2 separate regions of the Homo sapiens genome follow, and region 2 is linked to region 1. Evidence: chromatin loops called from intact Hi-C (ENCODE). Cell type or tissue: CD14-positive monocyte. All regions are shown on one strand. Each heading gives the region's core, and the rest is flanking DNA. Links, peaks and the distances in the headings are about the cores only. Region 1 has its middle 34 kb from the start of ARFGEF2. Region 2 has its middle 3.7 kb from the start of PREX1.

Evidence for each region. A loop is a pair of places that touch in the nucleus more often than their neighbours do. Peaks named below come from ENCODE experiments on the same cell type or tissue, not always from the same donor. Only the 100,000 strongest peaks of a DNase experiment are listed, where the experiment ranks them.
Region 2: a loop joins it to region 1, with 2.4 times the contacts of the local background. A loop is called at or near these places in 14 of 110 quality-filtered maps.

What each region holds. Positions count from the first base shown.
Region 1 is chr20:48,886,009-48,888,916 of GRCh38, forward strand. It overlaps a transcript of PREX1 not described here. Among named protein-coding and RNA genes, the nearest start is that of ARFGEF2, 34 kb to the right of the region's middle. In CD14-positive monocyte, for the core only: no CTCF peak of the experiment used is centred there; no DNase peak of the experiment used is centred there.
Region 2 is chr20:48,830,199-48,833,106 of GRCh38, forward strand. It overlaps a transcript of PREX1 not described here. Among named protein-coding and RNA genes, the nearest start is that of PREX1, 3.7 kb to the left of the region's middle. In CD14-positive monocyte, for the core only: no CTCF peak of the experiment used is centred there; DNase peaks (open chromatin) are centred at 1,743 and 2,323; H3K4me3 peaks cover 1,584 bases; H3K27ac peaks cover 1,939 bases.

The DNA of each region.
Region 1 (2,908 bases), core at 258-2,757:
AACCCATAGAATGTGCAATCCCGAAACCTAATGTAAACTATGGACTCCGGGGGATAATGATGGGTGATAATAATGTGTCAATGTAGGTTCATCAGTTGTAGCAAATATATTATTGTGGTGCAGGATGTCAGTAGTAGGGGAGGTTGTGAATATGTAGGGATGGGGGTATGTTGAAAATTTCTACAGAAATTCTATTTTCCACTCAATTCTGCTGTGAACTTAAAACTGCTCTTAAAAGTAAAGTTTATTCATTAGTGTAAGAAATTCTGGAAGCCTCCGTGGTAAGGCCAGTCACACGCAGGTGCTCTGATGTACCCTAGCACTGGTCATCCAGAGATTGGGCTTCTCACTTCCTTCTCCTGGCAGTGGGCCACTTGCACAGCCAAAGCTAAGAACAGAAGCCTGGCACACCCCCAGGCGCTGGCCAGGCCACCCTTAGTGAGCCAAATACCCCCACCATGGAACCACTGCTCAGCTGGGTCTGGCCACCCAGAAGCACTTACAAACTCTCTGCATCTATGTGTGACCAGAAGCCTGATCTCCCCAGGCCTCATGGTGGTGTTTTTAAAGAAAGCCCCCAGAAGCTAGGCCCAGACAAAATCAGTTCCCAAAGGGACAAAGGCGCTCAGTCTCACAAGTTAAGTAAAAGACAAAAACAGAAGCAAACATTTATATAGCATTAAGCTTGTGTCTGCACTCTTCTTAGCTTTTACAAACATAAATTCATTTAACTTTCTCCACAATCCCACAAGGTAGGGACTAGTATTATCACCATGTTACGGATGAAGAAACTGAGGCACAGAAAGGCTAAGTCAGTAGCCATAAAACCAGTCAATCTGTTAACATGTCAGAGCTGGGTGGTGAATCCAAGCAGGCTGGCTCCAAGACCCTGTTGATCTCTCTGTTGTTCTCCCTTCCATGTACACAGTACTTTACAGTTTGCAAAATCCCTTTAGCAATATAGTATCTCATTTAAGCCTCACAACCATCGGAGGTAGGTAGGGCAGGTAATACTATCTTTAAGAGGAATGGCAATGAGGGAACAGCAAATGAGGAAGCTGAAGCCTAGAGAAGGTAGGTGATTTGCCCAAAGTTGCATGATAAACAGCAAAGGCTCTGGAGGCAGGTGGCATAGGTTCAAACCCCAGCTATTACTGATCAGCCTCATAATCTTGAACAAGTTAATACATACCTCCGTGCCTCAGTTTCCCCATCTTTCTTAGAGTTTTTATGAGGATTAAGCAAGTCAATACATGGAAAGCACTTTATTTAAAATGTTGGTGGCCAGGAGCAGTGGGTCACACCTGTAATCCCAGCACTTTGGGAGGCCAAGGCATGCGGATCACTTTGAGCTCAGGAGTCAGAGACTGGTCAACATGGAAAACATGGCAAAACCTGGCCAACATGGTTGACTCAGCCTGGCCAACATGACAAAACCCTGTCTCTACAAAATATACAAAAATTAGCCAGGCATAGTGGCTCACACCTGTGGTCCCAGCTACTTGGGAGACTGAGGCTGAAAGACAGCTTGAGCCCGGGAAGCAGAGGTTGCAGTGAGCCAAGATCACACCACTGCACTCCAGCCTGGGCGACAGAGTGAGACCCCAACTCAAAATAATAAATAAACAAATAAATAAATAAAAATAAAATGTTGTTTGCCGGGTGCGGTGATTCACGCCTGTAATCCCAGCACTTTGGGAGGCCGAGGTGGGCGGATCACGATGTCAAGAGATGGAGACCATCCTGGCTAACACAGCGAAACCCCGTCTCTACTAAAAATACTAAAACAAAATTAGCCGGGCGTGGTGGCGGGCTCCTGTAGTTCCAGTTCCTGGGGAGGCTGAGGCGGGAGAATGGCGTAAACCCGGGAGGCGGAGCTTGCAGTGAGCCGAGATCACGCCGCCGCACTCCAGCCTGGGCGACAGAGTGAGATTCCGTCTCAAAAAAATAAATTAAATAAATAAATAAATAAATAATAAAATGCTGGTATTTTGGGCCAAGCACTGTGGGTCACACCTGTTGTATTAGGTTTTCACACTGCTGCTAAAGACACCCGAAACTGGGAACAAAAAGAGGTTTAATTGGACTTACAGTTCCACATGTCTGGGGAATTTCTCAGAATCATTGTGCAGGGCGAAAAGCACTTCTTACATGGTGGCCGCAAGAAAGAATGAGGGAAGAAGCAAAAGCAGAAACCCCTGATAAACCCATCAGATCTCGTGAGACTTATTCACTATCACGAGAATAGCACGGGAAAGACTGGCCCCCATGATTCAATTACCTCCCTCTGGGTCTCTCCCACAACACGTGGGAATTCTGGGAGATACAATTCAAGTTGAGATTTGGGTTGGGACACAGTCAAACCATATCACACTGTAATCCGAACACTTTGGGAGGCTAAGGCAGGTGGATAACTTGAGTCCAGGAGTTTGAGACCAGCCTGGACAACATAGTGAAACCCCATCGCTACTAAAAAAATACAAAAATTAGCTGGCCGTGGTGGTGCACTCAGCTACTCGGGAGGCTGAGGTAGGAGAATTGCTTGAACCTGGGAGGTGGAGGTTGCAGTGAGCCAAGATCGCAGCACTGCACTCCAGCCTGGCGACAGAGCGAGACTCCAACTCAAAAAAAAAAAAAAAAAAAAAAATTAGCCAAGCATGGTGGCACATGCTTGTAATCTCAACTACTTGGGAGGTTGAGGTGGGAGGATCTCTTGAGCCCAGGAGGCAGAGGTTGAAGTGGGCCGAGATTGCACCACCACACTCCAGCCTGGGCAGCAGAGCAATATCCTGTCTAAAAAAAAAAAAAAAAAAAAAAAGCCATTTTGTTTGTCATGGATTTTTGTATTCATTTCGATTTTGGTAAATATTGCATTACAAATACTTTATCTTAATTACCAAGTTTGTTA
Region 2 (2,908 bases), core at 299-2,798, 56 kb before region 1:
ACAAAAAAATTTTAAAAATTAGCTGGGCATGGTGGCACACACCTGTAGTACCAGCTGCTGGGCTGAGGTGGGGAGCTTGCTTGAGCCCAGGAGGTCAGGGCTGCAAGTAAGCTGTGATCACACCACTGCACTCCAACCTGGACAACAGAGTAAGCCTTGCCTCAAAAATAAACAGAAAAAGTGTCTCCAGACATTGCCAGATATCCCTGGGGACAGAATTGCCCCCTGTTGAGAACCACTGATGTAAAGTACCTGACACACATAGCTGGCACAGAGTAGGTGCTCAACAAATGTTAGTTCCCTTCTCAGCCCATGACCAAGGAAGGTTAGCCTCAAGTTTACACACAAATCCCACATTTCACCCAAGAATTGGCCCACACTGCCAAAAAACATTTCCACGTTGTGGATGGGTCCCATCTCTGGCCCACCCCAATGTTTTATACATCGTTACTTCCTCAGATTCTGCTGGGATCTTTTTCCCCTTCCATCCCCATCCCCAGTGGTAATGATGACACTAAAAGATAATACAGCGTTTAGTAACATACTTAAGCTCTCTGTGCCTTGCTTTCCTCATCTGTGAACTAAGAATAATATCAGTACCTACATCATAAAGTCGTTGCAAGGTTCCTGAGTGCATACATGGAGGGTGCTTAGAGCACACAGTAGGTGCTCAATAAGTGAAGTCTTTTACAATGCGTGGATTGAGTGCTGAATCTAATAGGATGCATTTGGCTGCAAGGAGAAGAAAACTGGGCTATTGATAGCTTAAAGCATAAGGACATTATTTAGCAAGAGGTCCAGAGGCAGTTGGTTCCTGAGGCTGGTGTAGGACTTCATGATGTCATCAAGGATCATGGCACCTTTGACCCTCCTATCCTCAGCATGGTGGCTTTTCCTCCCAAGCTTTAGGGCCTCAGAGGCACAAAATGGCTGCTGAAACAGCAACATTGCCTCCTCACACACCTCCAATGAAGGAAAGAAAAGTACGAAGAAGACTCTGTCTCCTCTGTGCTTCTCTCTTTGGGGGAATAAACTTAAGCTCCCAGCAGGTCAGCACTAGAAGCCATGGTCACCCTTGAAAAGTCCCTGACCGAGGGCATAGATTGCCACCATCAACTTAGAAAAGACCTGCTTAGTCCCCTGGCACAAGGCTGCCCAGACAACTTGGAGATCTGTTGTCAAGAGAGAAGAGGAGCTAGCATGGTGGGCATCTATAAGTGTCGGCCACAAGCATCTACTACACACTGGGCATTGGGCGGGGTCCTGAGGCTGCAGCACTGAGCACCCCAACAGCTGAGGCCCTTGTGCTGCCGGCATTATTCCAGCAAGGGGGATAGGTGAGGATGAAGACAAGTTCCTCCTCTCATGCATTCAACTATTATATACTGAGGGCCTCCTATGCTCCAGGCAGGGATACAGCAGTGAACAGAACAGATAAGGTCCCTGGCTTCCTGGTGTGTCCAGTCAAGAGCAGGGAGAGAAGGACAATAAATAAACAAGGTCCTTTCAGCTTCTCTAAGGCCTGCAAGGGATGGGCCTGGGGAAGCACCATTGGTTGGTGGCACCTCCAGGACTCTGCCTCAGGTCACTACCCCAGTGTCATGATTCAGCCATCAGGATTCAGCCAGGGGCCTCAGCCTTGGCGGGATCAGTGGGGACTCCCTCTCTTCAAAACCTGGCTGCCTCCCAGCTAATCCTGGCATAGGCAACTCCCTAAACCAAACATGACTAAGCAGTCAGGCTGGAGTAGATCTCTTCCTATCCCCATTTCAACTTTGACCTCTATTCCCTTCTTCCCCATCACCCGTCCGGAATATCTAGTGGGGAGCCTATCTGTCTCATGTGTATGTCAGGGCAGGGCCTGAAACAGCCGGCAGCTGGGTAACGTTCTCAAAAAGAACAGGGAGGAAGAAGAAAAAAAAAAAATTGCAGTTCAGGGGGAAGAAAAAAAAAGTGATGATAATGATAGGGAAATTCTCTTTTGCAGGGACAATTTTAGAGTTTCCGTTGCCATGTACTTTGCAAATAGTGGGAAATACCATTTCGTTTCTGTTACATAAGTTTCACAGTTGAGGGGGAGAAGATTCTGCTGCTTGGAAACATCAGAGTTTCTTATTCCCTGACAAGCCCCTGTCAGCTTCTGCAGGCTGAGGATTTGAAGGCCCCCTTCCCAAGCTCTGTTTAAAAGGAAAACTAATTAAGTTAAAGCAAGGAAAAACAAGTGATTTTCTTTCCCATCCCAAGTTGAATGAGCCAATTGAGAAGTGAGTTACTGCACTGCCCGAGGGTGCCATCATTTCCCAAATGCAAATGAGTTCTCAAAAGTCAGACCAGCAGCCCAGAGCAGGGCTGTTCCTCATTCTGAGAACCAAGAGCAGCTGTCTGAGAAGAAGAGGGAGGCCTCTCCACCCTTGGAATTAGAGCAGCTGGACAACTCAAATCAACGCTGGACACACAGCCCAGGGTTCACTTCTTCCCACCAAAATATAATCGTCTTCCTAGTAGTTGAGCTACCCCCAGCTGCCCAAGTCAAAACGTCTCTAAGGGAAGCCTTGCTGTTGGAAGCACATTCTCCAGGGGGCTCTGGTTCAAGGTCTGATTTAAGCATAATAGGTATCCAATTAAGTCAGGGCTCCACAGCTTTGCCAAATCATACTTTTGCCAGGAGGCATTGGAGACACTGCTTTGAGGAAGCAGAAAGGAAAACATCTAGGACCCTCAGTTCCAATCCCACTCTGCCACCAACATGCACGACTTCTTCTCCAGCCTTTGGACATTGTTGTAGCACCAGAGACCAGCTTCTCAGCTTCAAATCCCAGTCCCACTGCTTCCTAATTGTGTCACTTTGTGTAAGTGACTTAACCTCTCTGGGCTTCAATATCCATATCTGTAAAATGGGGTCAGTAAG